4 separate regions of the Mus musculus genome follow, and regions 1, 2 and 4 are each linked to region 3. Evidence: chromatin loops called from intact Hi-C (ENCODE). Cell type or tissue: left cerebral cortex. All regions are shown on one strand.

Evidence for each region. Peaks named below come from ENCODE experiments on the same cell type or tissue, not always from the same donor. Only the 100,000 strongest peaks of a DNase experiment are listed, where the experiment ranks them.
Region 1: a loop joins it to region 3, with 2.1 times the contacts of the local background. A loop is called at or near these places in 26 of 42 quality-filtered maps.
Region 2: a loop joins it to region 3, with 8 times the contacts of the local background. A loop is called at or near these places in 10 of 42 quality-filtered maps.
Region 4: it touches region 3 in a loop (5-fold over the local background); 27 of 42 quality-filtered maps call a loop at or near these places.

Annotation. Positions count from the first base shown.
Region 1 is chr13:109,833,071-109,841,070 of GRCm38, reverse strand. All of the region lies in intron 7 of Pde4d (phosphodiesterase 4D, cAMP specific), which reads right to left. Among named protein-coding and RNA genes, the nearest start is that of Mir1904, 67 kb to the left of the region's middle. In left cerebral cortex, no CTCF peak of the experiment used is centred here; a DNase peak (open chromatin) is centred at 3,413.
Region 2 is chr13:109,224,677-109,232,676 of GRCm38, reverse strand. All of the region lies in intron 3 of Pde4d (phosphodiesterase 4D, cAMP specific), which reads right to left. Among named protein-coding and RNA genes, the nearest start is that of Mir582, 96 kb to the left of the region's middle. In left cerebral cortex, a CTCF peak has its summit at 3,325 (motif pointing left); a DNase peak (open chromatin) is centred at 3,260; H3K4me3 peaks cover 734 bases.
Region 3 is chr13:109,899,913-109,907,912 of GRCm38, reverse strand. It overlaps Pde4d (phosphodiesterase 4D, cAMP specific), which reads right to left. Exons shown (of 17, transcript NM_011056.3): 8 at 4,224-4,336. Mir1904 (microRNA 1904) reads right to left here and starts at 4,104; the gene lies at 4,025-4,104. In left cerebral cortex, CTCF peaks have their summits at 105 (motif pointing right), 4,777 and 7,713; DNase peaks (open chromatin) are centred at 4,609, 4,883, 5,217, 5,686 and 2 more places; H3K4me3 peaks cover 2,505 bases; H3K27ac peaks cover 987 bases.
Region 4 is chr13:109,819,132-109,827,131 of GRCm38, reverse strand. The region is part of intron 7 of Pde4d (phosphodiesterase 4D, cAMP specific); the gene reads right to left. Among named protein-coding and RNA genes, the nearest start is that of Mir1904, 81 kb to the left of the region's middle. In left cerebral cortex, no CTCF peak of the experiment used is centred here; DNase peaks (open chromatin) are centred at 3,227, 4,046 and 4,589; H3K4me3 peaks cover 1,556 bases; H3K27ac peaks cover 2,499 bases.

The DNA of each region.
Region 1 (8,000 bases), 67 kb after region 3:
ATATCTCTTTCCTCCCTTTCAGTTACTCTTTAAGGCCTACAGTTACCCATTCTGTAGGAAATCCTGTCTCTCTCCCTGGAAACTCTCTCTCCAAAGTGTCTCAAAACCTCAGAGAATGTTCAGCTGTCAAAATATAATTTCATTCTAAACTTGTGGAGGTGAAAGAATGGCCAATTAGCACACAAGTTTCTCTGTGTTTGTCATGGACTATCTGCATATTTCCCTGTCCATGGCAAAGGTCTCCCAGACGTCTAGGATGACACAACCCTGGGCTTCAATATTGCAGATCTTTTGATGGAAATCAGTTATTCCATACAAATCAGTCTTGCTCAGCATAGTTAGAGGCATTCACTGAGCTGGGGTCCCACTTGCCCCAGCCCTACCCCCACCACAGCATTATGCCATCTAGGGATTGTCACATCACTATGCTCTCTAGATAATAGCATGGATTATTCCCTGAATACATGCTAATGGCATCATCCCCTTATCACTAAAGCAGACCAAACGTTGAGGAAGGGTTTAGTCTCTGGTCCCAAAACTCCTGCCTTTCTTGGGTGATTTGCCTCTCTCCCTAATGACGTCATCAGAGGGCAGTTCCTTTTATCCCCTTTGTTGTATGACTATAGGTACAATATTTACATAACTGTGGGAGCCCACTAAATGACCTTTGTACAAATAATACATGCTTAAACCTCCTGCAGGATTTTCAATAATAAAGTCCCAGGGAAGTAGAGATTTAGGATCTCTCCCTGTGTGGTTACTCTCATATTCATGAAAATGCTTATTGTACTATGTAAGGGTCATTTCCCCCAAATTCTTTTACTTTAGGGCTAATTATAAGGACAAGGTGAGGTTAGGCCAATTGAAACTCTGGTCCTAAGTGCCCTTTCCTCACAGATCAAGGGCATAGCCACTCTAATGATCAAGTATTCAAAAAGAAAGAAGGAAAGCTTTGCTCAACCAATCCAATAAGACAAAAAAGAGATTCATTGAGAGGTAAATATTTGACATTCCAGAGTCATATTTGGGGATGAATACAAGAATAACGTTTCAATTAAATGACAAAGTCAGCCATGGTGTTGTTTGGTTGGTTTTTTTTCCCCACCCTATGTTTATTTAAATATAAGGGAATGCTCAGTATTAACATGAAAATGTACCCATCTAGTTGAGTTTCCTATAATACAATTAGAATGCATGCCTGTCCTGCCTGTGCCTCTAAAACCCAGATGCAGCTTACAATCAATGCCATCTTGAATTTGACAAAATGAACTTAGTAATCAGACTTCTCAATTGAATCAAATGACTACTTTAAAAAAGCAAATGCAGATAATCTGGAAATCGCCCAAGCACGGAGGTCGAAACCCCAGGATCAGATGTGAACTTACAACTCTGTGTGATATTAAATCTGACATAGACAATAGCATTATCCCCTCCAATGGGATGTAAGCTGTCAGCTGCAGGTGACAGTAGAACCCATGGAACTCTCATCCAGTGTGTTTAGCATATATGGGAGACGTGGGGTACCCCATCATTACAGCCGGGGGGGGGGGAGGAGTCTCAAAACATAATAGAGGGAAACACGTCAGAGTCATTAAGTTCCTGGCTTCTGACTCCATGCATGCCAAAGCAGTTGCTAACTGGGATTCTGTTTCCACAGTGGCTGAGTGATGGGAAGAAAGTGAACCCAACAGACAAATAGGACATTTCTCAGTAGCCTTCTCACTGCAAAGTACTTGGTGATCTTGTACTTGGATGTTCTTGGGTTCTGGGTGTCTGCAATGGTACCCCTCTAATTGGGTTCTGAGAAAACCAACTTTCTAAACCTAGGGAGCCAAGTACAATTGCTCAGAGGGTCTATTACATGTCTAAGCTACTTAAGTGGACAATTTATCAGGTCAAAAGAAGTGAAGAATTAAGGGTAATTAGGTCAAAATTGCCAACTGGCAGTCCTTAAGCCAAAGCTGGCCCACAGATGTGGACTATTTGGCTCACACACATTGTTTAAAAATTGGGAAAGCTCACATTAAATTTCACATTTCTTTTCTCAAAGAGAAAGAAGAAAGAAAGGTTTGACAAAGGGAACCACGCTCTCTGCTCAATTAGCCCTACCTTCAGCCAATCAGAAGCTGCCTCCATGGAACAGGCTGCTTCTGCCATCTGCCCATGGTCCCCAGACCTTACAGTCCACAGCGTCTCCCTTTATAATTCTCATCTGGCCTCGGCACATTTGAGCTTAAGAACCAATGTCCTTTAATACTAATTTTCATGAAATAGATAATTCATGCTCGTGAAAGCCTTTTCACAGAAATAGATAATTTTGGTGATTTGAGTCAAAGGAATTACTTGAAAACGAACTCTACTTTCTACCATTACAGCCATCATCATGGAGAATAGAGAGTGTTCAAAACAGGACACAGGTGTGGGTGGAATAGAAAGATTATCAGACGGGGCTTCTAATGAGTAGCTGGACCTGCCACAGTAAATATTTAATCCCCGAATCTGTTACACGGGAATAGTAATGTTCATCATATGTACACAGACGTATATAATTGAATCATGTAGCATGGAGTTCTTAACTTTATAGAACTTCAAAAATGTCTACCGAATTAAGTTTTGCCAATTTCGTTACTTTTATTTTACTTTGGAATTATTCCAAATTGACTCTTCCATAGTTATGCACTGTGATGAGGTAAGGAAACTGACATTTGTTGGATGCTGAACGTATGCTGTTTCATGAAGCCCTCGCAGCAAGACCATTAGGCAGTCCTCCCCCCTTTTATAAACTGAAAATCAGAGCTCAGGAATTCCAAGGTGACTTCCTCAAAGTCACAGAGCTGTCTTGAAAACCACAGTCATCTTACGCCAAAGCTTTTACACGTGATCACGTGTGCCCCAGTAGCCTGCGTAGAGATTCACTTTGGTTACCAGTTAAAAATACAAGCTCACCTATTCCTTCCCAAGCTTGCTCCATCAAAGCTTAAGGGGTGGGGGTGGGGGGCAGGTCACGTGTTTTTTATCTGAGCTTCATGGGTTTTCAAGCAGGAAACCTGCTTGAGAATGCTCATACAGGGTAGAAGTGAAGAAAGGAAACTATCGTATTCAATAGAAGAGAGAAAAGAAGGGAAGACGGAAAGGAAGGGAGGGAGGAAAGGTGAAAAGTAGGAAAGAGAAGAAATGAGAGGCAAATAGGAGAGGGAAGAAGCCGGGGAGAAGAGATCTCAGCACTAATGTGCGGCAGCTGCCGGACCAAGTGAAGGCTCTTACTAAATGGATGTGTTCTTTCTATGTGCGCCCAGCTTGTTTACTGCAAACCCAAGGAGTCAGCCAACAGGAAGCTCAGTTTGCCACTGCAGAGGAGTAGAGCACTTTGAACTCTGGGCATTTTGTACACCCAAATTACATCCTGTGATACACATAGTATTTGAGCTGTTCCGCAATACAGAAGCCAATTATTCTTGGCACGTACTTCTGTCGCGCTATCCGAATCGCCGTCCCTCACATGTGGAACTGTGCCACATCAAATGCACCAAGCCATAAATTCCTCAGACTCCCCAAGATGAAAGTCAAGGGCTGAAGCAGAAGACGGCTTGGTGCATATGCTGCATTGCATGGGGGTGCGTGGGTAATCTTATTTTGCTGGGTCTGTTGTGAGTAACTGGGGCTACCGAATTCTGTTTTGGGGGGGTTTGTTTGGTTTGGTTTGGTGTGGTTTGGTTTTTTTGGTGGTTGTAGTGGTATTGTTTTATGTTTACTGTTTGGTACATGCTGAATTTTTTTCTCTGAAGTAATTTGGTAACAAGTCTTTATATCCTCAAATTTGAGAGCAGTTACTTCATTATATAATTACCTTTTTATTTTTACAAATAAAAGTTATTGTAAAAAGTAATAAACTTCAGGGGGGAAAAAACCACTCTAGCTTCCATTTTGCATTGATAGTGAGTGGATTAAAAACTACAACTTGAGATTGATTAGCAGCATTTGTGTGTGCGCGTGTGCATGTGCGGGCACATGCATGCCCAAGATTATGGGGTAATAGCCAAAAAGAGGAAGATCAAGAAAAGGGCTAGTGTCTAAAGGCAAATGGACATTAGCTTCAGGTTTGAAGAAGATCCATTACAGTATTTTTTTAATGAGCTTTATAAAATATTAACAAATTTAGAGACATTCAGGGAAGTAGTACCACATCCTATGATGTTCCAGCTACCCCCAATCTATTGTGGCTTGATTATAATAAATGAAAAGTCACAGATATGAGGCATGGTGACACCTGCCTATAATCCCAGTTCTTAGAAGACCAAGGTAGGAAAGTTGGAAGGGTCAGTTCGGCTTGGGCTGACTATAAATAGCAAGACTCTCTCTGAAATTATAGTATAAAATTCTCCAAACATACAAAAATGAAACACACATGAAAGACAAGAGACAATGAGAATGTCAATAGACATAACCAAAGAAGAACCTTTCCATAACATAACATAACAGTGAAGTGTGTGTATAGATATGTGTGTGATATGTGTATATGTATGTATGAAAAATACTAACATTTGCAAGAAAACACACAAAGTAACATGCAAGTGCAGAAGCATTGAGTAGTATCAGTTCCTTCACTGGCACTAAAAGCTGGAAAAGCATGCACTGATAATCTTTCAAGCCCAGAATGCAAGTAACTGCCTATTAAAATTGCTACACCCAGCAAAGTAAGCGCTTACAACTGGTGATGAACTGAGAGCATTCAAAGGCAGACCCAGATTAAGCCAATTCATAAGATGAAGGCCGGCACTGCAGACACGTCTCAAAGAAAACAGCATGTGGAAGAAGGCGCCCGCATTCATGAGAACATAAGACAGCATCTTGTGAGAGGACCAGAGAAACAGAGACGCCTGGACAGAGCCAAGCATGTCCAACACTGAAAGCTAGGAATAACGGCAGGGAGTGGAGGAAGAGAAGAAATACCAGTCAGAGCATCAATCGAAAAAAATCGGAAGCAATACCCAAATTCTCCCAGTAACAACCTTAAGTGCAAATGGATCTCACAGAACAGAGAAAAGACACGGACTAAATGACTGGGCTCATAAACAAGGTCCAGCCATTGACTTTCTCCATGCAGTCCTTTTATTGGGCAAAGACGTCTAACATCGTCTAAGTGTCAACGTGTGGAAATCTACCAACCAAGAAACAGAAATCATAAACCAGCTGGCAAGATGGTTTTTATATGGGATAAAGTTGACTCCAAACAAAAACTAGTCAGAGGGGCAGTGCAGATATAATGAAGGGGAAAATCAGTAAAGGGTAGATACAAATAATTATTTATGCATTGTATTTGGGGATCTGAAGATACTAAAATTAAAAGAATAAAAAATAATATCATAAAACTTCAATAACCTACTTATATATTTGGATAAGTCTTCCAAACTAAAATTCTGTAAAGAAATTTCAGAACTAAATTATGTTAAATATCAACTGAGCTTAACGGGTATTTACAGAATATCCCAGGCAACAGAGTGCATTGTTCTTAGCAGCACACTGAAGTGTCTCTAAACAAGAAAAAAATAAAAATAAGATAAAAAAAAAAGTGTCTCTAAAATCTATCACATTTTATACCATAAAGTAAGCCTTAATAATCGTCTAATTCAAATAATTTCTTAATTTCTTATGTTCTTTCAGACTACAGTGGAAAAAGATTAGAAATCAATAGTAAAATACACCTTAGAAAACAGAGTCTCTGCGTGTGTGTGTGCGCGTATGTGTGTGTGTGCACAGAGATTAAGAAAATAATCTAATTATGTACCATAAGGCATTAGATAAAGACAAAACTAAACTTAGTAGATGTCAAAAAAAATAATAAAATATAAGACAAAAACTGAGAAACCAAAGGAACAATCGCAGAATCACCCACATGAAGGGTTGGACTCTTTGAAAAGATCAGCAATGTTGATAAAGCCCTACTCAAGTGAATTGAAATGAATTTGTTCACTTTCTAGAGAAGAGCAAAGGTGATAAAGCAGGGATGAAAGGGGGTTGCTATGGCAGATTCCAAGGCAATCCAGAAGATGACTAGGGACTGTGTTGATAAATGGACACCAAGCTGGACACCAAGATGAAATAGATACACTTCTAAACTCACACGACACAAACACAGAGACAAAACAAGGAACACTGAAATCATCCAAGGACAGCCATAACAGAGTCAGGGGAGGAACGTGGGGAGAGGAAAAAAAGGGGGTAAGCAGAAATTTAAAATCAACCCCCCCAAAGGAAAGCCCATGTTCAAGATGGTAAAAATGCCATGCATAACTTTTACATAACTTTTATCTCAGTACATTGTTATAACTGTTCTTTTCATTAATAGTTATTGTGGCTAATCTCTTATTAATACACACACACACACACACACACACACACATATATCATAGAGTTTGGTGCTAGCTGTAGTTTTAGGCCACTTGACACATATTCTGCATGGGTGTGTATGTGGGTATGGTATCTGTGCATGTGTGTGTGTGTATTATATAGGCACATCCATACTGAAACAAATAGCAGTTCTACTTAATAATTCCTTATGTGTGATGCTCTTTCCCTTTCCTACTGTATTCAGTTTCTTCTTTGCTTATTTCTGGCTAAAATTGATTATCTTAATGCATGAATAGTTTATGACCCTCAATTAAAAAGTACCAAAACTTTGGACACAGAGGTCAGGAAAGTAAACAAAGTTCCCTCTCATTACCAAGACATTAATTTAAAATTTAAAAATAACAATAATAAGATAGGCAAAAATATGAATTAATTTTAATAATGCTGATAAAGAAACGTCTGGAGCTCTGAGAAGCTCTTGGAGGGAGACTTCACTGTCGTTGGGACATTTAAATGGATTTGCTCAGGGATGATTACTCTCTATTGTCAACTAGATGAGATCTAGTCTAGAAAAACTTAGCTCAGCATGCCTGTGATCTGGATAAGCCAACTGAAATGGGAAGACCTGCCTGCCCACTGTGGGTCGCACCATCCTCTAGAATCACATCCCTATCTCATTACAAAGGAAAAATGAGCCCAGCACAAGGTTTCTCTGTGTAGCACTGGCTGTCCTGGAACTTGATCTTTAGACCAGGCTGATCTGCCTGCCTCTACCTGAGTGCTGGGATTAAAGGTGTGTGCCACCAACAACTGCCTCACTGTTTCTTTACTACAGATGGCTTAATTCCTTAAGCTCCTGTCTTCATGACTTTCCAATTTGATGATACCTATACATACTTCAAACTGTGAGATAGATGATAGATAGATAGATAGATAGATAGATAGATAGATAGATAGATAGATTTTAATAGATAGATTTTAAATTTTCCCTTTTTCCTAAACAGCTTCTGTATGGGTATTAAAACAAATGCTATGTCAGGGAAAGCTCGAGGTAAGAATGGTCAGCAGGAAGGACTATTGGATCGTACTCAATCCTACTGGGTCATCACCCAGTGATGGTGCCCATAAGCTGGTCTAATGTTCCATGAAATATGCCAGGACCAGTGTTGGCACTTGATCTATCCTGTTTGACCTCGCTCACGTTTAACTGAAATTAAGAGGCACATGGTCTCACAACTAGTAAACAGCAGGGCTGAGGTATGGCACAGTCTGATTCTAGGGATGTCAATGGTTTTTTTTTTTTTTTTTACCCAGGATGATCTGATCTATATTAAAATATTCATTAAATTTACAAAACAGGTATGGGAAGTTTGTGTTCTTTAACAGAAGAACTAGACAAGGAACAGGCCATGCTCTGACACCGTTGCTGTTTCCTAGGACTTGGTGTTTTTTCTCTATCTGATGCTCAGCTCCTGACCTCCCTCAAACCCTTTCCTCTAAAAAGAGGACTTTCCTGTGGGCTACAGGGGAGATAGTTCCTACAGATTTTAACCCTTTTCAATTTGCTTTATTCCAAGATACAGCTATGTAAGCATCAACCCAGAAATGTGAAGTTTGTCAGCAAAATGCAAGCTCAGTCTCTGTGAACATCT
Region 2 (8,000 bases), 680 kb after region 3:
ACCTGCCATGCTAAAGCTTACCATGGAGATGTTACCTATGGACAGACAGTAGATCCAACTTAAAAAGGCACAAACCAAAATTAAAGGCAAGCATTAAAACAAAAAAAAAAATTAAATGTGGGGTTGTTTCTTTTTTTCCTTCTATACCATACTTTCTGTTTATGTAATTTTCTTTCTCTCGCTCACAATGGAGCCTTCCGGTGTACGGAAGGCAGTAGAGTATCAGATATAAACATCAAACTTAATCATACATGTGTCTATGGCTAGAGAAGCTCCAAAGATCTCACGAGCAGTTATTCTTTCCTGATGCTTGCTTCAAGATAAGGCGTACCCTGCTTTGGGCACGTCACCACGGCATCAGATCACGTCTGCGTACGTTTCGCTGTGTCCTCTTGTCTTTGATGGTTCGGAATTGGTTTCCAGGATCAGGATGCCACTCCCTGGTCACTTGTTACCTGAGCTGTGGTCTGGACTACTGGAGGTAAAGCCCAGGATTTAGAGATGTAGGGGAAGTAGTGTCTGATAAGATCAACTAAGCTGCATGCTTCTGGAGAGTCAGACTCTGCGAGAGGAAGTGGGAGATCCCACTGGCCGTGAGGAAAAGATACCGATAATGAGAAACCGGAGAAACCGGATATGCTGCAACTATGATCGTGGCATGCTATAAGAGAGAATCGAAGGCAGCATGCTGAACGGGCTGGCTCTGCACTAAACAACCATATGACAAGTTACGGAGCAGGCCTTTAACAATCAAATAAATGTCCCTGGGGAGTTGTATCTAGTTTTACTGAAACCACTAACCCACCCATGAGTGAAACATTAGAGAGTCTCCCTATGGACCTTTTAGCAATATGAATTGGCTCTGTGAATACTTGAGGCTCCCTCCTTGACTTTAGAGACCGTATATCTGCGGAAGCACCCGGAGACACTCAGAGACCAGTCTGCTTACAATGCAGAAGCTCTTCTGGAAGCTTAGGAGGTAAAACAAACAAACACAACAACAACAAAACCAAACAGGATTTCAGCTCTCATGAGGACTAGGCTGTGCAGGCAGGCCCTGCCAGCCTCTAGACCCAAGAGAAACATGCATGTAGGCTACTTAGACCACCCAGCCTGTGGCGTTCTATTCTGCCAGCCGAGCTAACTAACATTTTTCATGGAACAGATTCTCAAGTCAGTACATACTCTTCCTTCGTAGGGGTTATTAGAGCCCAAAACTATACACAGACACATAGGCCTTTTCTCCACCCCTGATACTCGGAGCAGTGAATGCCTTCCTTTTTATAATTAGGTGGTCAATTATTATTTGTGACGTGATGAGCGAATGTTAACACTGCTTGAGTAGAATTTCCTGATGAAATGTGAGCCAGGTGATGAAATCCAGTTTGGCCAATCTCATTCTGTGCAGGAAAAGCAGGGAACCCGTATCCCAGAGTGTCTTCTAGGAAGACCCCTGGTACTGTTTAAAAAACACCAAGCGGGTTGTTGTTGTTGCTGTTGTTTTGGTTATTTTTGTTTTTTTTTTTTAGTATCTGTGCAGTTTGGGGAGTCAAAAAGTGACTGGAGCAGAAACACCATGAGAGAAGCTAAAAACCATTAAGTGAGAAGGAGTTGGGAGAGATTGTAATAACTCTGGGATGAAAAAAAAAAAAAACGGTCAAGCAACTTGCTGTTGAAACAGATGCTAGCTTGCTTGTAAAGAGCATGGGTGTCTAAATAGCATTCCATTGCGCAATGCTTGTGAATATAAAGAGCTCCTCGGACCATCAAAAAGCCCGATAACGCATAACTGCCACGTCCAGTGCAAACAAGATTTTGTGGGGGAGGAGACAAGAAGGGAACTTGGCTGGTGGCTGGGAAATTTGAGTGAGGGCATTGAATCCACCATGGGATTCTCTGGTGTGGAAAAGACAGATCTAGACAGTGACCCTTCGCTAAGCAAAGCTGAACTAATCTTGCTTAAACCAACTGGAGCCTCCGGTGGTCAGGAGGCAGCTGTGTCTCTGGGCGGCGGAAGGGGGGTTGGGGTGGGGCAGGGCAGGGCAGGGCAGGGTGGGGCAGGAGGGGGTGTAGCAGCTCTCAATAGCTGTGGAGTGACCATGGGGCTTCTTCTCACAGTGAGGGTAATGGGGATCTTCGCCAACTGTTACTAGACGCCAGGAAATAAAATTTCCACAGCCCACAAACAATAAAAACCTCAACTAGTTTTAATGTGGTAGCAGCCAGAAACCAAGCTTCCTGTTGTTGTTCAAGGCCCCAAAGTTCACATTTACCCCCAGGTGAGTCCGTCCTGTCTCCACTGCTGCCCTCCTCCTTTTAGGCAGCGAAACAGATCAACAGGTAACTCTGGACTATGTGTCTATCTGGGAGAGTTATCAATTGCAGAGTTACTGAAAATGACTTTATGAGAGTCCGTATGCAAATACGTGTGTTCAGCCATAAGTGAACTTCAAGGAAGTACGGACAGATGATAAAACTGAACAGGAAGAATTCTCAGAATGTGTCAAAGGATTTGCTCTACCTCAGGGTAAAATCGAAAAGGGCATCTCATTCCTTTTTTTCTTTTTTTTCTTGGTTGTGTGAAGTAGGAGAACCTGAAATGCAGGTTTCGATATTAAAATTAGTTAAGGAAATTGGTGACTTCGGGAGACTCAACAGTGGAAAGGGAAAATGAAGAGGAAATAATTACAGTTGACGTTAATTGGATGACTCATGACAAATAGAGAGAGCCCTTGGAACACAGTGCGCAAACAGCCAGTGCGGGTTAACTGCCGCTCACTGGGTTTGGTTTTGCTAGGGGGAAAAAAAATCACAAGGCTTCAGCACAGAAGAGGAAAAACTTTTTTTTTTTTTCCGATTGTCCAGAGAGACCACACATGTATTTGGCAACGGTGCATCAATGTCCGGCAACTCTAGCTAAGATGGTGAATGATTGCAGAGCTCGGGGGAATTCTGGGATTTACTTGGGGTGACAGCAGATCCCGAAGCTCATCGTCCCTGTTCTTCGCCTGACATATTATCCTTGTACTCTTATCTTTTTGACCCTTGTAAGTACAGACCTCAACCCTCTTCAAAGAGTCATCACTTAAAGGTACAGTGGAGACAAATAAAATTGTTCAATAAATAGTATCCGAAAGTAAGGTCTACGAAGAAGAAAATTTAAGGATTCAAGACTGAAGACTCTTGAACCACACGGAGTCCTTGCCCTTTGCCTCACCCATCTGAGGAAAAGGGCGTCAGGAACACACAAAATGTTTCTGGTTAGAATCAAAGCTCCTATCATGGAGCAGAGGTGACAATACTAACTAAAGACTACCATCTAGTGGCCATTTCGAAGAACTACATGAATTAACAAAGAAGGCCAACAATTCATGAAAACCTGTATTAGTGTTCTCCACTTTGTATCAAGGGAAACAATCGCTTAGAGATACCTAAATATGTGGTAAGTGTTTTTTATTATTAGAATCTAGTTGAAAGCCCATACTAGGTCACAAGACGGCTCAGATGCAGGCCCACAGTGTTGTCTTCATCAATCTGTTTATAACACTAGTGTAGGAATCTACTTACAATACAATATTGTTGCAATCTAAAACACCCTGTATGGAAAGGACAGAAATACAATAAATATGAGTTGTATTGTTATATATGTATTCAGTAATGTAAATGGAGAATTATGACTCTCTCTATTCGGTTGTTGACTCCCCCCTGATTTTCCCTGGACTACCGATTCACAGACTCCCAGAAGCACCGACTCCAATAGCCCCAGAGTCTGAATGACTACCTGGATTCATGAACTCTGCCTGTTTGAGCTTCAACTATTAACTTAACCCTAAAGTGAAGTCTTAGGTTCTCCAGTTCTCCCCATTACCAGAGACAGCTGCTTCGTCTCCTGAAATGCCAGCCTCACCCATGAGACAGGATGGTGAAGGTTAGAGTGAGAAGATTTAGTCAGATTAGGTGCCTGGTCTCCAGGGTGCTTTCAATTCTGACAAAATAGATATTGTTGCCATCAGTGACCCCTTCATTGATCTCAGCTACGTGCTTCAGCATCCTACCCACAGCAAGTTCTATGACACAGTCAAAGCTGGGAACAGACAGCTTTAAAAAGGGGGGGACCTCTAATGACTTCTTTTGTGATTGGGTTACCTCACTAAGGATGATGGAGTATTACTCAGCTATTAAAAACAATGAATTTATGAAATTCTTGGACAAATGGATGTATCTGGAGGATATCATCCTGAATGAGGTAACCCAATCACAAAAGAAGTCATTAGATGGGTATCATCGGGAGCCATCTTGGATCCGGGACTCCGCCGAAAGTAGTCTGCACAGGTGAGAGTGTGCACTACAGAAGCTAACAGCTTCTGGGACAGGCAGGAGCCACAGAGCTTCTGAGGCAGTCCCCTTTTCGGCTCCAGACATCTGGCCACCTTCCCGGCCAGAGGACAGGTGTCTGCCTGGCCCGGGAGAACTTTGTCTCAGCATCGGCGGGAGCCATCTTGGATCCGGGACTCCACCAAAAGTAGTCTGCACAGGTGAGAGTGTGGACTACAGAAGCTAACAGCTTCTGTGACAGGCCAAAGCAACACAGTTTCTGGGAAAGGTCCTGTTTTGGGCCTTCATCTTTGGCCAGAAGGGAGGTCCGAATGCCAGATATCTGTGCACCTTCCCCGTAAGAGGAGATTGCCTGCAGAGTGTGCTCTGACCACTGAAACTCAGAGGAGAGAGCTAGTCTCCCAGGTCTGCTGATAGAGGGTAACAAAATCACCAGAGGAACAATCTCTAAACAGAGACAACTATAACAACTAACTCCAGAGATTACCAGATAGCGAAAGGTAAACATAAGAATCTTATTAACAGAAACCAAGACCACTCACCATCATCAGAACCCAGCACTCCCACTTTGCCCAGTCCAGGGCACCCCAACATACCTGAAAACCTAGACCCGGATTTAAAAGCATATCTCATGATGATGGTAGAGGACATCAAGGAGGACTTTAATAACTCACTTAAAGAAATACAGGAGAACACTGCTAAACAGGTAGAAGACCTTAAAGAAGAAGCACAAAAATCCCTTAAAGAATTGCATGAAAACACAACCAAACAGGTGATGGAATTGAATAAAACCATCCAAGACCTAAAAAGGGAAGTAGACACAATAAAGAAAACTCAAAGTGAGGCAATGCTGGAGACAGAAACCCTAGGAAAGAAATCTGGAACCATAGATGTGAGCATCAGCAACAGAATACAAGAGATGGAAGAGAGACTCTCAGGTACAGAAAATTCCATAGAGAACATCGGCACAACAATCAAAGAAAATGGAAAATGCAAAAAGATTATAACTCAAAACATCCAGGAAGTCCAGGACACAATGAGAAGACCCCAAACCTATGGATAATAGGAGTAGATGAGAATGAAGATTTTCAACACAAAGGACCGGCAAATATCTTCAACAAAATTATAAAAGAAAACTTCCCAAACCTAAAGAAAGAGATGCCCTTGAACATACAAGAAGCCTACAGAACTCCAAATAGACTGAACCAGAAAAGAAATTCCTCCCGACCCATAATAATCAGAACAACAAATGCACTAAATAAAGATAGTATATTAAAAGCAGTAAGGGAAAAAGGTCAAGTAAGCCTATCAGAATTATACCAGATTTTTCACCAGAGACTATGAAAGCCAGAAGAGCCTGGACAGATGTTATACAGACACTAAGAGAACACAAATGCCAGCCCAGGCTACTATACCCAGCCAAACTCTCAATTACCATAGATGGAGAAACAAAAGTATTCCACGGCAAAATCAAATTCACACATTATCTTTGCACAAATCCAGCCCTTCAAAGGATAATAACAGAAAAAAACCAATACAAGGATGGAAACCACGTCCTAGAAAAAGAAAGAAGGTAATTCCCTCAACAAACCTAAAAGAAGACAGCCACAAGAACAGAATGCCAACTTTAACAACAAAAATAATAGGAAGCAACAATTACTTTTCCTAAATATCTCTTAATATCAATGGACTCAACTCCCCAATAAAAAGACATAGACTAACAGACAGGCTACACAAACAGGACCCAACATTTTGCTGCTTACAGGAAACTCATCTCAGAGAAAAATATAGACACTACCCCAGAATGAAAGGCTGGAAAACAATTTTCCAAGCAAATGGTCTGAAGAAACAAGCTGGAGTAGCCATTCTAATATCTAATAAAATCGACTTCCAACCCAAAGTCATTAAAAAAGACAAGGAGGGGCACTTCATACTCATCAAAGGTAAAGTCCTCCAAGAGGAACTATCAATTCTGAATATCCATGCTCCAAATTACAAGGGCAGCCACATTCATTAAAGAAACTTTAGTAAAGCTCAAAGCACACATTGCACCTCACACAATAATAGTGGGAGACTTCAACACACCACTTTCACCAATGGACAGATCATGGAAACAGAAACTAAACAGGGACACAGTGAAACTAACAGAAGTTATGAAACAAATGGATCTAACAGATATCTACAGAACATTTTATCCTAAAACAAAAGGATATACCTTCTTCTCAGCACCTCATGGTACCTTCTCCAAAATTGACCACATAATTGGTCACAAAACAAGCCTAAACAGATACAAAAATATTGAAATTGTCCCATACATCTTATCAGCGCACCATGGACTAAGGCTGATCTTCAATAACAAAATAAATAATAGAAAGCCAACATTCACGTGGAAACTGAACAACACTCTTCTCAATGATACCTTGGTCAAGGAAGGAATAAAGAAAGAAATTAAGGACTTTTTGCAGTTTAATGAAAATGAAGCCACAACATACCCAAAGTTATGGGACACAATGAAAGCATTTCTAAGAGGAAAACTCATAGCTCTGAGTGCCTCCAAAAAGAAACTAGAGAGAGCACACATTAGCAGCTTGACAACACACCTAAAAGCTCTAGAACAAAAGGAAGCAAACTCACCCAAGAGGAGTAGACGGCAGGAAATAATCAAACTCAGGGGCAAAATCAACCAAGTGGAAACAAGAAGAACTATTCAAAGAATCAACCAAACGAGGAGCTGGTTCTTTGAGAAAATCAACAAGATAGATAAACTCTTAGCTAGACTCACTAGAGGGCACAGAGAAAGCATCCTAATTAACAAAAATCAGAAATGAAAAAGGAGACATAACAACAGATCCTGAAAATTCCAAAGCACCATCAGATCCTTCTAAAAAAGGCTATACTCAACAAAACAGGAGAACCTGGATGAAGTGGACAAGTTTCTAGACAGATACCAGCTACCAAAGTTAAATCAAGATTAGGTTAATGATCTAAACAGTCCTATATCCCCTAAAGAAATAGAAGCAGTCATTAATAGTCTCCCAACCAAAAAAAGCCCAGGACCAGATGGGTTTAGTGCAGAGTTCTATCAGACCTTCAAAGAAGATCTAATTCCAGTTCTTCACAAACTATTCCACAAAATAGAAGCAGAAGGTACTCTACCCAACTCATTCTATGAAGCCACAATTACTCTGATACTTAAGCCACAAAAAGACCCAACAAAGATAGAGAACTTCAGACCAATTTCCCTTATGAATATCTATGCAAAAATACTCAATAAAGTTCTCACTAACAGAATCCAAGAATACATCAAAACAATCATCCATGCTGACCAAGTAGGTTTCATCCCAGGGATGCAGGGATGGTTTAATATACAGAAATCCATCAACGTAATCCATTATATAAACAAACTCAAAGACAAAAACCACATGATCATCTCGTTAGACGTGGAGAAAGCATTTGACAAAATCCACCACCCATTCATGATAAAAGTCTTAGAAAGATCAGGAATTCAAGGCCCATACCTAACCATGATAAAGTAATCTACAGCAAGCCAGTAGCCAACATCAAAGTAAATGGAGAGAAGCTGGAAGCAATCCCACTAAAATCAGGGACTAGACAAGGCTGTTCCCTCTCTCCCTACCTATTCAACATTGTACTTGAAGTCCTAG
Region 3 (8,000 bases):
GCTACAGCTGTGAACAACCCATCTTCCTTCCTGCAAACCTCCTGGCCGGAAGAAAACCGTTATCTGAAGTCAACAGCAAGTGCTAGCCTGTGCTATGCGCTGGCACCCATACGGCAGCAGGGGGAGCCAGTGGGAAAATAGTTGAGAAGAACCAGGCTCCAGAAGAGAAGCTTAATTTGTTCTCAAAGCAGAGGAAGAGAGCAGCAATGGACCAAAAAGACAAACTAAGACTAACAGAGAACGCGTCACTACGTGTGCAAAGCCGATGTGGGTGCCTTTGAAGGGAGCCACGGAAAAACCTTAAGTCTTTGCAAAGGATGCTCGAATCCCAATTTCAAGACCAAGTTACAGTTCGCTGGAAAGCCCAGTGCTTTTCAAGAGTGCTGAGCTACCAAACTGCCCCCAAAATGTGAGAGCAGACACAAGCTAGTATTTTTAGATTGATATGTTTTAGGGCTATTTCAAAAGGATTTCATTTTTCTCCTGCAAGCATCACTGATCTTACATGGAAGACGCAGTAAAATGAGCATTATTAGATCATGAGAGGGTTGTTGCAAGGTTGGAACAGAAATTTCTTTGAACCCCGGGGACCAGACTTCTGCCGGCTCTCATGCAGACACCTCCCAACCCTTATCTGACCCCTTTGGGGTGTGTGTGTGACCAGAAACACCATGAAAGTATCTTAAAGTATTTTACTTTGAAAGTATTTTAGCTTTGCAAAATCTGTATAGAAGGACAGCAATGTGCCCCCCAGACTCATACATATGTATGTCTTGAAGGCTAGCAAGGCCTATATTTCCAGCTACAGTATAGCAGAAAAACACCTCATTCTATCTGGAATTTAAATGTGAACTTAAGAAATGCCTGGACATCTCCTTAGAACCTCAAACTATTCTAGCTATTTGTGGATGATAAAGACATATTACAAAAATCTATGACACATAGAATTTCTACCAAAAATTACTCTTGTGCAGTAAACTAATAAAATCGAATATTTCAGACAAAAAAAGGAACTCAAGAAAACTTGACCCCAAACTCTTATATTGCCCTTTCAAAATGGTTATTGTTATGCCTCAGATTATACTAAAGGAAAGTGTAGCTTAAAAAGTTTACATTATGATTTTTTTTAATAACTCAGTGAAGAAGAGAATAAAACACAGAGTGAACTTCTAGGTCTGTCCGCCTCTAAAGCGCTGAGGCCTCACTGAAATTGCCCTCAATTGCTGGTTCCGGGGTAGGGGATGGGGGTGGGGAGGGAAATCTGTACAACTCTTAGGCAGATTAATGTGCATTTGAGAGTAAATGCTGTAGATGTAATCACTCAAATTAAATGCCATCTGGAATCTCTTACGCCTCCAATACAAGCATCTAGCATGTGTTACAGCCACCCCTTGCCTTGGCCAAGATTTCAACCATATTCTTGTCCTGAGCAAGCAGTCTGTGTACACTGTGACAGCAACACAGAAAATATGTTGTCTGCTAGACATCACCTTAAAGCTACTAATCATTGCCAATTTCTTTTTATTGAGATCTTTTAACTATATGAATTCTCTGTTAGCAGGCTTAAAGATCTGGCTTCCCCGCTTTCTGCCTGCCAAATCACCTCCATAATAGATCCTGTCTGTTATCAGTTTAAAAAAAATCTAGACGTCTTATTCGTGCATTATTGTGTTTTTAATATTAGGAAAAAAATGTTTAAAACTTCCACAGAGGAGAATACTATCCTGATATTTCAAGGCAAAAGAAAAATGAGTCGATTGCATTAACTGAATATAGGGCAATAAATTTATCAACCAAGAAGTAACTTGCCAGACTCATTCACTCAGATATAATAGCCCAAGGAAGCTGTTCACATTGCCAGCCAAAATGAAGGCAGGCTGTCTCTCCCAGCCCTTGGTTGACCAGTTGTTCCAACACATTTTATCACTGGGTGGAAGTGGCTTGTTTATTAAGTAGAAGGCTGACGTTACAACCACTCTCAGGAACTTTTCTTTTTTCTCTAAGCTAACTTTCTCATCTCTGAAAGGGGCTCAAGGGTTTAGGAATGAGTGGATTCATAAGGCAATGAATGGCTTTGACGCTAAAACTTCAAGCAATAGTTAACTGGGCAAACGTACTTAGTATTTATAATATATAATGTACAATATTATATATGTAAGTAATAATATTTAATGTGTCATGTTAATGATCCTTTGACCACCAGGCATCAGCACAGCTGAATGCATTTTGAAGAATTGCAAAATTTGAAGAATTGTGAAGAACTCTTCCTTTATCTCACTTCAGCCAAATTAACCCACCTCCCATAGGATCCTGTAGTAGCTATTACAAAGTCTGAAAACTTTTTTCAATGAAGATTTTTTTTCTTTTTCTTTTTTTAAAAAAGACACAGCCCTGTCTAATTTGGTGCCTATAAAAGACAGGCATTATTTTGAGCAATCCCTGTGACATAAAGTTTTCAGTCTAAAACACAGACATAAGTCACTTCACAGTTTAAGTCACGATGCTGTTCGATCTCACATCAATTATTAAACTCAAATGCAGGTTTCACCATCGAGAATATGGATTTTAGGGAAAGTGCATGCAAAGTGTGGTCAAATTATGTTGAAAGTATTGTCAAATGAGGCTGAAATAACAGGCAAATGCATGTATCTGGCCAAGGGGCTTTCAGAGTTTGATCTGTCTCTTGCCACATTTATACAAGAGATACGAGAACACGGGCTTACCGATAACGGCCCGCTCAGCGCTTAAGACACTGGACATATTCAGCATGTGTCTTCTGCTTTATAAAGCAAATTATAAAAAGATAAGGTTATATTTTAACAAATGTCACAGCTTGTTAGTCCTAGGAGAACAATGGCACTCAATGCTGCTTCTCGGAGGTAATAGTCCTAGTAGAAAGCAGTAACTGTCATTGGAATGAAGAGCCGAGCTGAATTTAGAAATGAGGCCCAGATGACCACAGGGGGAAAAATAAAAGGGCAAGAATGCAGATTTGATTATCAATATGGTACAAACCGGTGAGCTAGTACTTTTGGGGAGCCCGGTTAGTTAAAGGCCAACTTTTCACTTCAGCAACAATGCTAACTCTATGAAAAGTGTTCTGGATACAACAATCCCATGGCTGCCTGACAAGCTAAGGCATATATATATATATATATATTCTGCATGAGAAATAAAGCAGGTGGGAAAGAAACCATGCTGAGCAAACAGAACCAAAAAAAGAAAGCATCATTCACCGACAGACAGGGATACAAGAGGCAAAATGTCACCACCCTCTTGACCTTGTAAAGAGGTGTCCAAAACTACAAGAACCGTCTACAGAGACAACTCCTTCTAACTGCCACAGATCCTGATTGACTCGTTCGGCCGTTTGCATCAAATACGTAGAAGCCTCCTTCCCTGGCCCCTAGGCCACCCGGTCATTAAAAAACACATAATCTCAATTATTTCTTTGCATAGCCGAAGACGTAAAACACATGATTTTGTTGTTTTACATGTAACTCTGGAAGTATTCTACCTTATCTCCCAAGCTGCTTAACAGCTGCCTGATGCTGAAGGTTACTTCATTAATTGCCAAGACCAGCAGCGCTTTGGCACACATGACACAAATGCCCAGCTGAAGCCTAGTGGCGGCTAAATGACCTCAGAAACCTGGACCTGTTCTCCAAGACCGAAGGAGACAAAGGCAGCATAAGACCCTCCGAACTTTGTTCTCTGCAGATGGTACATACAGGGAACAGAATATTTAAAGGCTCCATCCTCCCAAGGTACCCTGAGAACCAGAGAAATGGGAGTGAGGGTTGCAAGTTCAGTGAACTCTTCAGAGTTTCAGCGAGGTAGGAGGTGGCGTCCTGGTGCCTTCACTGAGTCCTGCAACGCTTTTTTCCAACAAGCAATCTTAAGCAGTGCCTTTGATGATATGCAACGCCACCACCAGACCCTACTGGGTTTCTGCTTCAAGGGCAAAATGTCACTCTAAGGACCCTTCGTCCTAGGGATACTCGAACTCTGCCAAAGTTGGTTTTGCAAATAAAATGTTTAATCTACCTGAAGAGAGGTGTGCAAACAGGAACCTCCCTCCAGAGGAGCAGAACAGCTAACTTGCAGTCAACGTGACAAAATTTTCTCTGTATTTCCCCAGGTCACAGGGATCGGTGATTCCCCAGCGTGGGAAACAGCAGTCTAGCCGCGTCACTGACACCAGAACCAGAACAGGGGCTTACCTTGTTGGAGGCCATCTCACTGACGGAGTGCCTGGTCTGCAGGGTCTCTAGCTGGTCCAGACACCAGTCCAGCTCCTCCAGGGTCTCGCTGGCCAGTTTCTGGTAGGCCTCCTCTGCGAAGAGACAGGGAAAGGAGGACTCAGTTCGTAAGCGCTTCACGGGACCACCAGCGAGTTCAAAGGGGGCCATCCTGCCGTACCCCGCCATGCTCGGATGCCCGGTGCCCGCACATGAGGGCTGCTCCTTCATATTGCAGGGCCCGGCGGCGCGCGGGGGGCTGAGGTTGGACTAGTGGGGCCGGGCTCAGGCTGGCTGAGATGCTCCAGCTTGACGTCGCGGGTCAGCCTCCAGGGAGGGGCGCAAAGTGCTGCAAGGCCAACTTTGGCACGGGGACGGCGGGCGGATTCTCAGTGGCGCGCGAGCACGGGCTTCCCTGCGTTGGGATGCTGCCCCTGGTGGCCGGCTCGGGGGGAGGGGGTGGGAGCAGGGGCTCGCCCCGCAGACCGGCGAGCGGCTCCGGGACGTCCGCGTCCCGCAGCCCCGGGCTCCACGCCGCCGCCTGCCGCGAGCCCCACGCGCGAAGCGAATGAATCAGCTGCGGCCGCCGTTTCCTGTTTTGTCGCTCAAGTCCGCGGGCGGGCGGGCGCAGCGCCGCTCCATGCTGGCTTTCCGGGAACACTCCCCCTTGCGCCCCTCGCGGCCCCGCGGCGCTGTCTGGCTCCCCCGCGACTCCTTACGAAAGGGTTCCGAGTTGCAATAAGCCGTCCGGACCGCCCTCCCCGCCACCTCGCCGCGGCATCGCCCCAAGGCAGCCGGCGCCGCTGCTCTGAAGCGCAGCCCGGAGGGAGGCGCAGCCACGCACGCGTGTATCTGTGTGTTTGTGTGTGTGTGTGTGTGTGTGTGTGTGTGTGTGTGTGTGTGTGTGTGTGTGTATCTGTGTGTGTATCTGTGTGTGTATCTGTGTGTGTATCTGTGTGTGTATCTGTGTGTGTGTGTGCAGCGCTGCTGTGGAGCTGTCTTGCACCAGAGCAGCGGAAAACCCGGCGTGGAGCGCCCGCCGCCTGGGGTCCCCGCGGGGCTCAGGCGGGGCTCGGTTGGCCCCCAGCGCGCAGGCGCGTGCAATCGCGCACCTGCCCCGCGGGGGACCCTGGGGTGCACAGCGGAGTCCCGGGCCCTCTATCCCAGCGCCGCCTGCCAGGCCCTGCTGTCCTGGGTTGCAAGGTGACTTAGGACAGGCACTACCCTTTCTGCATGCAGGTTTAATTTAAGTTTGCGAGTTTCCATGGATTTGTGTCCCAAAGGTTAGGATTTACTTACTCAAAGGGAATTGTGGGAATAAAATCGTCTCTACTGGGGACAGACTGTCAGTATCCAGCCAACCCCTCTAAAATTTGGGTTAGATGTAAACAGACAAACCATAATGTTGTGGGGACAGAATGCCTTAGAATGTGACAACAGGCTACATTTCACCTTCAGAATTACCCTAGAGCTACCTTAAAGGAACAGCAATGGGAACGAACCAAGGAGCAAGGGGAATTTACACATGCCCTGCTGGGGTGTCTCCTCTGCAGAAAACACAAGAACACCCTAGACTTGGGGCTCAAGACAGAAAGTCTAGTAGTCTGTTTTCTGCCCACTATGGACGAAATGGACTGTCAGAACTATGGGGCAATGGGTTCTGCTGATAAAAGCTGACGCAGGGAACTTGGCCACTTTCCCTAAGCCGGTCAGTTCCGAAACTGAACAGCAATCTTATTTCAGAAAGAGAAAAGTTGAAACCCCAGGGGTCTAGCCTACAAAACTGGCAGGAGAAAGGAAAAGCCTTATGTGAAGTGGTGGGGTTCTCCTTTTCCCCTTCTGATCTACAGTATTGTGGGGGAAAGAAGTTCTGCCCCAATGTAGGCTCCATTAATTATCAGGCGGGACAAAGAATGCGGTGGGTTGAATCTCAGGATTCTGAGATTTCCTTACATTTGTAAAAATTTCAGTAACTTTTAGAGTGTGTGAGACTTGCTTCTTGGCTTGTCCTTCTCTGACATTATTGAACTGTATGCTCGTCATTTTGACTGCTGAGTATTGAAATTTGCCTCTAATTGTGCGTCCCCTCTTCACTAATCTCTAAAGAGACCTTAAGTCAGCAATTCCTTAAACCTCCTGAATTGAAATTTAAAGTTGATGTTTCTTTCTTTAACAATGGAGACGATCTTAAAGATAACTGTACAAGGTAAGTGTTAAATAGTTTATCTGTTTGGTTTTTCCTGATCACAAAACTGCAAAATATTACAAGTTGGCTCTGTAAAAGAAAGATGCGCAAACATGGAGAGTCCTTTGTGGCCCCACAACCTAGAGCGCTGAAACACTAGTTTAATATTTCAAAATACTGAATCCATTCCATATGTAAGTGGAGCACTGACTGGACGCCATGGTGGTCTGTTTCTTATACAGTTCCGGTGTTTCTGCTTTCCTCCCTTCTCTATGTAAAACAGGCAGTCAGAAAATTGAAGGAGGAAATTAACATAAAGCCAGGTGAGACGTTCATAGTTTGTATATGCCGTGCGGTCAGAGGCATAGCTATTGTGTAGAATCCATCTCCTGTCATTTTTTTTTTTTAGTTATCCCAAGCCAAACATCCTCTCTGCACATCTTTAAGACTTGATGTCTCTGCCTTCTGCCACCCGACTCTGAGAAAGCAAGAGTTCCAGGGGACCTCCCAGTGTGTGGCGTATACTTCCTACCCCCACCTTGGCGATCTTCATGAAAGCTTTCTGAAATCAGAAGTAGAATTCAGACCTCGGACCTAGCAGAATATGGCTCTATGTATTATATTTCAGTCTTTTTTTTTTTTATGAGAAACAGTAACTCCGGAAAGTTTCAATTTAATGTTTCAAGACACTTAGACATGGGCTTTGCCTTTAAGTGGGTGGTATAGCAACGTGAGGAGCAATTGGTTGCCAAAGATCCAGTTTATATTGAAGTCATGGCTTAGCCATTTTGACTATCAGAAATCAAGTAAGGTCACATACATACGTTCAAAAATGTTCCACATGCTCTCTATGTATTTAAAGAATGAAATTAACCTCCAGCATTTGTACATACTGCTGAGAGAATATTTACATACGGCGGAATAAACAAATTTCGTTTATAAAACCAATGCTGGGTTTGTCGCGTTAGAATTTACTTCTTTCAAACTCCGGGACTGAGACAGTGTGACAAGCTACAGTTTTTCAGGGTCATTATTATGTCTTCAAGTTCAGGCATTTTAAACCCCACTGTTCTAAGACAAGGCCTAACTGACCTTTCTATCCCTCCTCCCCTGGCGAGTGGGAGAATTCAATGTGGAGTTGCCAGCTATCCTACAGGAAATTGAGTCACCCCACCAAACAACACACCTAAATGCCATCGGCAGCTAGCTGGCCAAACACAGCGAACCAGTTTAATAGTGGCCTTTACCAAGAACACAGGTTGCATTCATTAATAGAGTGCCCCCTAGGGGGTCGTATATGCTGTGGCCCTACTTAAAAATATATATGAAAACTTTTCTATTTAACTGTGCGAATCTTGCTTCATTTGAGGGGCTACTGAGAGGAAAATGCCCCACCAAACGCTATTGGCTAAACTCCACGTGGACTGCAAAAGGGCTGTGTCACAGGCAGCTGTGGAGTAACAATAAACATCGGTGGGTTCTGTTATTCTGTGTTCTTCAAGGCACCCTGAGCTGTGCCATACCCAGGCGTCTGCTTCAACTCTCCTGGGTATAAGTAATACTCAATATTTGTG
Region 4 (8,000 bases), 81 kb after region 3:
TTGCACCTAATTTCTAAAGCTCAATCAGGAAGGGCATTCTCAAAAGTATGTATCGATTTAGCCCGGTTCTGTGCCTTAGGTGAAGGACTCCATCTCTCCATCACACACACTCTTTTCTCTTTGACAATGACCAATAGTGAGGTTGATCCTAAAATCACCTCCAGAGCATTGTCTGCTTAATTTTTTTCCAACCAATCCATCTTTGATATTTACTATCTGTCAACTCAGGCTTTGAAAAAAAAGCCAAAAACCTCTTTGAAGGTAACCTTCATTTCTCCCTTATAATCCACTGTGTGCCTACATCCCGGGGGCATTCTTCCAACTCTCTCTTTCTGTTATTTCTTGTCACCAAACTATTCATCCCAATATGTGTGGCCTTTCCAATCCATTGAAAAACATTAGCTGCCCGGTTTCCTGCTTTTTACATGGGCGGTCTTAGTATTAGCATTGAACCAAGGGTTTTACCTTCATTTCTAAAGCTCTACTCCAGTCAATGTGCTTTCTAATACTACCTATTCAGGAAATGTTGTTGTAAAGCTAGAAATTCTGGGTACAGAGGCCCATTGGACGTAGTTCATTAATGAAGAAACTTAGAGCCCAGAAATTCAAGACCAAAGACTTGGGCTTGCAGTCTTGACTTTACTGTTCATAATAAGCAGTGACCTTCGGCAAGTTATTTGAGAAAGTATTGGCTTTCTCATTTGTATAGTATAAGTAGGCAATAACATAGTCTGTATACTGCTTTCCAGTGTCTCCATAATTTCTGTTAGGGTTTCTATTGCTGTGATGAAACAGCAGAACCAAAAACTGGAAGTTGGGGAGGGAAGGACTTATTGAGCTTATGTTTCCTCACCATTATCTAAGGACGTTAGTACAGGAACGCAAGCAGGGCAGGAACCTGGAGCACACGCTGATGCAGAGACCATGGAGGGGTGCTGCTTACAGGCTTGCTCAGCCTGCTTGCATAGCCTGCTTTCTTATAGAACTCAGAATCACCAGTCCAGAGGAATGGCACCACCCACAATGGACTGGTGCCCTTTCAGTCACTAATTAAGAAAATGCCCTCTGGCAGGAATCTTACAGAGGCTCCCTCCTCTGACGACTCTAGCTTGAATCAAGTTGACGGTCAGCCTAGACAGTACAATCTCTGAGCCAACCAATATTCTACCCTCGAACCCAGGAAAAGCATAGAATAACCATGTAAACCTAGATCAGGGAAAACAACTTTCTTATTGTAAACACAGCTTCTGGCTCTGCCCCCAAAGTGTGTTGTGTAAGTCCATGTAACAGATTTCTAGGTTTCTACTTCTTTATGTATTAACAGAGAGGCTGGGGATGGGGTTGAGGGGGAGGGGGCTCTTATCCTTGCATTTTTAGTAAAACATTTCTACTTGGTTCTCCAAAATCTTTTGCCTACTGTGTGAAGAACTAAGGTGCTTCCGAGGTTCTGCTGCAGAATTGAAATACTGAGGAAAGGCTCGTACTACAGATATGTGTAGCCAAAGCCGCGGTGCTCTCAGTGCTGCCAGGGCTGGCTTACAGTCACTCTAGGAGCTTGAGCTATTTTGTTCCATGGCTTATTAAGCCGGGCTTAGAGTACTGTCAATAATCAAATTCACTATGTATATCTTTAAGTGTTCCCCAAGAAGTAAAGCCAAACCTTAGGGAAAAGAGAGACCAAAATAATAATAATAGTAATAATAATAATAATAATAATAAATATGGAATATCACAAACCCGAAGTCCAGGGTATTTCTGTCCACAAAGGAAATTAACACACCTGAAAAGGATTTTTACTATTATGCATCTATTTCCTAAAGGATCTCCAGACATGGCTTCCTCCTACAGTTGACTGCCAAGACGATTTGCTAATTCCTGTCCCTCAACCAGCCCACCAGCATTTCCTGTTGCAAATTAGTGTTCCAAGCATTTGAGCCTGATCCTAAACACATCCAGACTCTGGGGGGCTCCAAGCTTCCTGCTCCACTGCCTGAGGCAAAGGGCAGCTCACCCTGGTACCAGAATGCGACCCTGTAAGTATGGTCCGGGTGGTGCCTGAGCCAGGAAGGTGGCAAAGTCAAAAAGACCAGAGAAAGAATGCCACTGCTTTCTTCTAGAGGAGACTGTTTCATTGAGGGATAGCTGAGTGTCATAGACAGGAGCAGGAGGGCAGAATGCTAGGGTGACAGGCACAGATATCAGGATCAACCCAGGAAGGCAGGTCAGAAAGCTTGCAATGCAGCTTTGGTCAAGATTAAAGGGAGAAATGGTCTGAAGGGAATGGACATAGTAGTTAACACTTACGTTGTGCCTTCTATCCTTGTAGAAGGTAAGGAGTATTGTATAGAAGTTCTGGCTCTGCCCCCCTCACTTCATTGCCACAATATACAAGCACATCCTTTTATATGCTTATGACCCAGGTCTCTGATCTTCTGAGGCTCAGTCTAAGAGCAATGGTTCTCAACCTTCTTCATGCTGCGATCCTTTAATTTAGTTTCTCATGTTGTGGTGACCCCTCCCCCCCCCAAATTATGTTAGTTGCCACCTCATAACTATAGTCTTGTTATTGTTATGAATTGTAATGTAAATATGTTTTTTTCCAACGGTCTTAGGCAGCCCTATAAAAGGGTCCTTTGTCTCCTCAAAGGGGTCGTGACCCACAGTTGAGAACCACATGTCTATGCCTCTGTCACATACTAAAAGCTTTGGGATTATCTTTTTTTCATATTTTTAGGGGAAGAGGGAAGGAAAGAAAAAGGAGGAAGAGCAGAAGGAAAAGAAGGAAAGAGTCAGGGCAAAAGGAAAGGAGAGAAGAAAAACAATCCCACTATTAAGTGTACGTACTAGTAGGATTTTTTAAAAAGACAAAACAAAGCGAAAAACCAAAATAAAACAAAAACTAAACCAAATGACCCAAGTTCTAGATATATGATATCCTTTGATAACACACAGCCCAAATCCCTCTATGGGTACTTAGCTCTCTCTCTTTCTGCTCTCACAGGAAAGACAGGCTAGATGTACATGTTCCACACGCTGCTCTCTCTATTATGCATGTATAATGTATATTTTGGAGAGAGATGCTGTTTATCGCGTCTTCCTTTTCAAAAGGAACTCAGTCTTTGGATGAGGAGCGAGCTCCCTTCCCGCATGCGTGTGCCTGTTTCTCTGCTGCCAGTGCATCTGACAGGGAACTTTCACATGATGCAATTTATTAAACCCATGCTTTCTGCCAGATTCTGCTTTAGTGCAAATGCCCTTTTGTTTCCGAGGCTCACATTTCCCAGGCTCAGAAGGGATTCTTTCTGGTGTGACTGGGAGATACGGATCTGAAAAGCAGGTCAGCAAAAGATCCCATGGACTTGGGAAGCTGCCAATCAATGCTGTAAAATAAAGCATGTGGCCCGGGGCTGCTGATATCATCAAACCCATGCTATCTCCTTCTCTTAGTGCTAGGGGAGGTGAGGGTGGAGCCTGCCTACAATCGGTAGAGGCAAAGAAAAAGGATTAGGTTAAATGGGAAATTTCTAAGAGTCACATTTCGCCATTTAAAAAAAAAAAAAATGTTTTCAAAGTCTGCCTAACTCCAAGACCTTTTCCAGACTAGGTGGCCTTTGAATTCAGCGTGAGGTGATGTTCTTAGGACTGCCTCTGGAAGCTGACATCACACAGCCTAGCGCGGACCCTTTCCAAACCTTCAACTTTTGTCAGTTTTTTTCAGTCAGACACTCAAAAGCTCTGAATAGTGTGTGTGTGTGTGTGTGTGTCTGTGTGTGTGTGTGTCTGTGTGTGTGTGTGTGTGTCTGTGTGTGTGTGTGTGTCTGTGTGTGTGTGTGTGTGTGTGTGTGTCTGTGTGTGTGTGTCTGTGTGTGTCTGTGTGTGTGTGTGTGTGTGTGTGTGTGTGTGGTGGAAAGTGTGGGGAGGAGAGGTTTACTTTGCAGTAGCTCTTTTGAAGTGTTTAATTCCTCTCTTGTAATCTGTGTGTGGACACACAGTGTAAGCTATCAGTTTGGGTTCAGCAATTCTGTTCTCATTGGCTGATGTTTTCCCCTGTGGCTCGGGGCTTCTGTCCAGCAGCTGGGTGGCAAAGTTTGTTTTATCTGGATTCAGAAATGTTAACAAATTAAAATCATATTCTCTCTCTGTTTTCTCTGTCTCTCTCCCTCCCTCTCTCCCTCTTTCTCTCTCCCTCTTCCTCCCTTAGTCCCTCCTTATCTCTCCTTAATGCTCTCATTTAGGTTGAAGGAGCCCCTGCAGCTGTGTGTGTGTGTGTGTGTGTGTGTGTGTGTGTGTGTGTGTGTGTGTGTGTGCATGCTCAGGGGAGCACTGTGTGTCTGCTTTTCTTCTTCTTTTTGAAAATACAGGAAATGCACAAAAGAAAGACAGTTCGGTTGGAGCCACTGCTTCCCCTCAGCGCCTTTCCCTCCCCGCCCCCACTCCCCAGCACCGGCTTTTAATTTTCAAAAGCACTGCAATTGCTTGGTGTGGTTTCAAGAGCTGGGGTGCCATTCTCCCTGATGATGACTCTGCTGACGTCAATGGCATTCTTATCGTGCCGAGTGCGACATCAGAAACCAGCCCTCAGAGGCTCCTCTTATTCACAGCGTCTGGGCTCTCAGCAAAACGCGGACCGGATTTCAGCAAGGCAAGGCTCCTTCGTTCCAGCAAGCCAGAGTTGTGCTCTGCAAAGCAGCCGCCTTAGTCTGTGGCTTGTCAGTTAGGATCCTGTCCTCTAGTGTCCTCTCCTTCAAGGACCCAAAGGGGACAAGATTGCTGAGTAGAATGTAGACCTCCCTCAGCTTGCAGATCCGTGTTCCGTGCTTCTGATCCCAGGATGGAAGCCAGCCAACCCTGCTCCTGGTCTGTCTTTAGGGTTCACTAAAGCTTTTGATAGAAGATTATTTTCTTATACTGTGTTGCAGGCTCAGTCCTTGAAGTGATCTTGGTTTTTACTCTCTGAATCAGAACCATATTGACTTCATACTGCAGTGAACACCTTTTCCTTCCTTTTCATAAACATTTTGTTTAAGAAATAAGATTGTGGGGATGAAGAAAATAACCATAGCTCAGTATAAAACGGTATCACTGTGAACTGAACATTTTACTGTCAGTGTAACTGTTGGAGAAATCTCACTGACGTGCTCAACTTTCAAGGGACGCACTAGGTTCTAAGTTCAAGTTCGTTATTCATTTCCTCCCCGGGAGCTGCGGACTGCTATTATGCTGCTAAAGAAACAGCCTCTGTTTGCAGTCAAGTTTATTAGGGTTCAACTCTACCTTCAGATTTCAGATTTGGCTATAGCTCAACTGGAAGGCTGTAAAGACCCAAGGACACTTAGCATGGCAGGATGGTGAACACCTAATCTAAGCAGGCATTGCCTGTCTGACATCAATACAGATGAATCAAATGTTGGTACAATCACTTCTCTAAGATTGCCAAACTGCCTATAACCAACTTAGTAGGAGCAACTGTTCAGAAGAAACTCTGTTTAACACCTCAAGGTAGAGCTATTAGTTCTGTGTAGAAATATTTAGAATCCTGACACTGAAGGATGCCAGCCTGTACTTCACTCAACCCTTCTGCATTCATATGAGGTACTGAAGCCCAAAGACGGTTGTATGGTGTATTCAAGATCACACAGTCATTACCCCCACAAGACTGATAAAAAACTAATGCTCACACTGTCATGGTATTCCAGTGCTGATCTTTTAAAATAAAATAAATGTTATTTTTAAGCTTGTTTTCTTTCTTTCCTTCTGTATTTCGTGTGTGTGTGTGTTGTGTGTGTGTGATGAAGGTGGGGGAGACAGTTGGTAAACTGACTGTGGGCTAGAGGATCTGAGTTAAATCTGCAAAAGCCATGTTAAAATTCAAGGTGTGGTAGCATCTGTTTGTGCTTGCAATCCTAGCTTAGGGGAGATAAAGACAGGAAGGTACTTGGGGCTCCACGGCTAGCCAGTCTCCCTTTGTTGATGAACTCCAGACCAAAAGGAGACACTGCCCCCAAAGGAATTGGATGGTTTTTCTGAGAAGGACACCTGAGATTGTTGTCTGGTGTCCACATACATCCACAGGCACACACATGCACACAGACACACACATGCATGCAGACCACGTATCTTAAAAGGATAAGAGGCAGGGCTGGATGTGTTGCTGATAATAGCACTCAGGAAGTTAGGTAGGAAGATGCTAGTCTAGCCTACACAGTGTGACTGTCTCAAAAACAAACAAACAAACAAAACAAAACAGAAGTAATAATCGATTTGATGAGTTCTGGAAAGAAATGGTAAGTTTTCCTGGATTCTAAAATACATGAAAAAGAAAGAGAGAGAGAAAAAAAAGAAAAGAAAAGAAAAGAAAAGAAAAGAAAAGAAAAGAAAAGAAAAGAAAAGAAAAGAAAAGAAAAGAAAAGAAAAGAAAAGAAAAGAAAATCCATGGGCAGCTCAGACCCAGTGTCTGCTCGTGTACTAGCCAGCCCCTACTGCTACGGACTAAATACTATGATTGACTTGTTCCCTAATTCATGTCATTGCTTGACTGGTGACCTGTATTTGTACTGCTTTGCCCAAAACTTTTGCCTCTTCCTTGGAGGGCTGTGGCTACCTCCATGAATCTCCCCCTGATGCTTTTTGCTCTTGGCACATGTATCTTATTCTGGTTCAGAATGGAGAGATGTGGCAGGGCTGAAAAATGCTGGCTTTAGGGGCAGGCGGACCTTAGATGGAGACTTGCTTGAACTCACTTGCTACTGTGTCATTTCAGAATCTTTCTTAATTCTGTGAGCCACCGTTTTCTGATCTCTTAAGTAGAAATGAAGGCTTCTGCGTTGTGGGTTATTTAAAGAGTTAGAGAGGATGTTTACTGAGGTCTGTCACAAGGTGTGGCACACAAGAGAAACCCAATACAGAATAATGGCTTGGATGAAGGCTTTGTTGTTTGTTTGGAAAAGGAGAAGGAAAGGAATAGGTGATATTTTCTCCCTGGCACTAAGAGTCAGCTCTTCCGTGCCACTGAAATTAGAGAACACTGTTCCTTTAAGACTTTTTATTTTCTGCTGAGAAACTAATTATCTAAAGCAAATATGAGAGCATCAGCCTTGCATTATGAGTTTCATAAAACATAATGGAATGCATTCTGCACTGAGTGTCTGATTACTCTTAGATGTCAAGTTGATGTAAAACCTAATTGTGCTCTTAAAAAATCCTTCAAGGATTATTTAGAAACTGGTCTGTGCGAGCTCTCTCTGAGTCAAACTGTCAGTGTTCACCTGACCGTTAATGAATTGTGTGCACTAAGCTAGCTTCATTCCTTCACCCGAAAGATAGATCCAGATTAAAGACCTTGGACTCTGGAAATCCTAATTGTTTGTGAGATGTTGAGCCATCCCATAAACCGGTGGTCCTCAACTTTTCCTTCCTATTGCTAATTTCTTTTATTATAGTTCCTCATGTTGTGATGGCCCCAACCATAAAAATTACTCCTATTGCTACTTCATAACTGTAATTTTGCTACTGTTATGAATTGTACTGTAAATACAATTCTTTCTTGTTACCTTAGGTGACCCCTGGGAAAGGGTCATTTGACCCCAAAAGGGGTCATGACACACAGGCTGAGAATCACTGCCATGAAATATATTTCACTGTAGACTAGGCAGCCGGAAAATTAACTCATTTTTATTAATAATGAGATTTGCATCCATCCAAAAGTGCCTTTCCCCCTTTGCAGTTAATAGTTTAATATAAAATTGTCATAAGACTTAACTCAGAAACACGTGGTGGTCACCTAGGCTTAAGTTGGCTCGTCCAGATTTCACAAGCAAAACCAAAATCCATCTGCATAAGTTCTAGACTGGATGTGAATCAGGGAAGCCAGACGTTGTAAGAGGAGAAGGATGTATGACTCACAGGAGGGTATTCATCTTTGTGATTTAGCCCTGGACTGGTGTATCAGAGGAAAGGAACTCATTGTCAACAGATCATTAGCCCTTACCTATCCAATACAG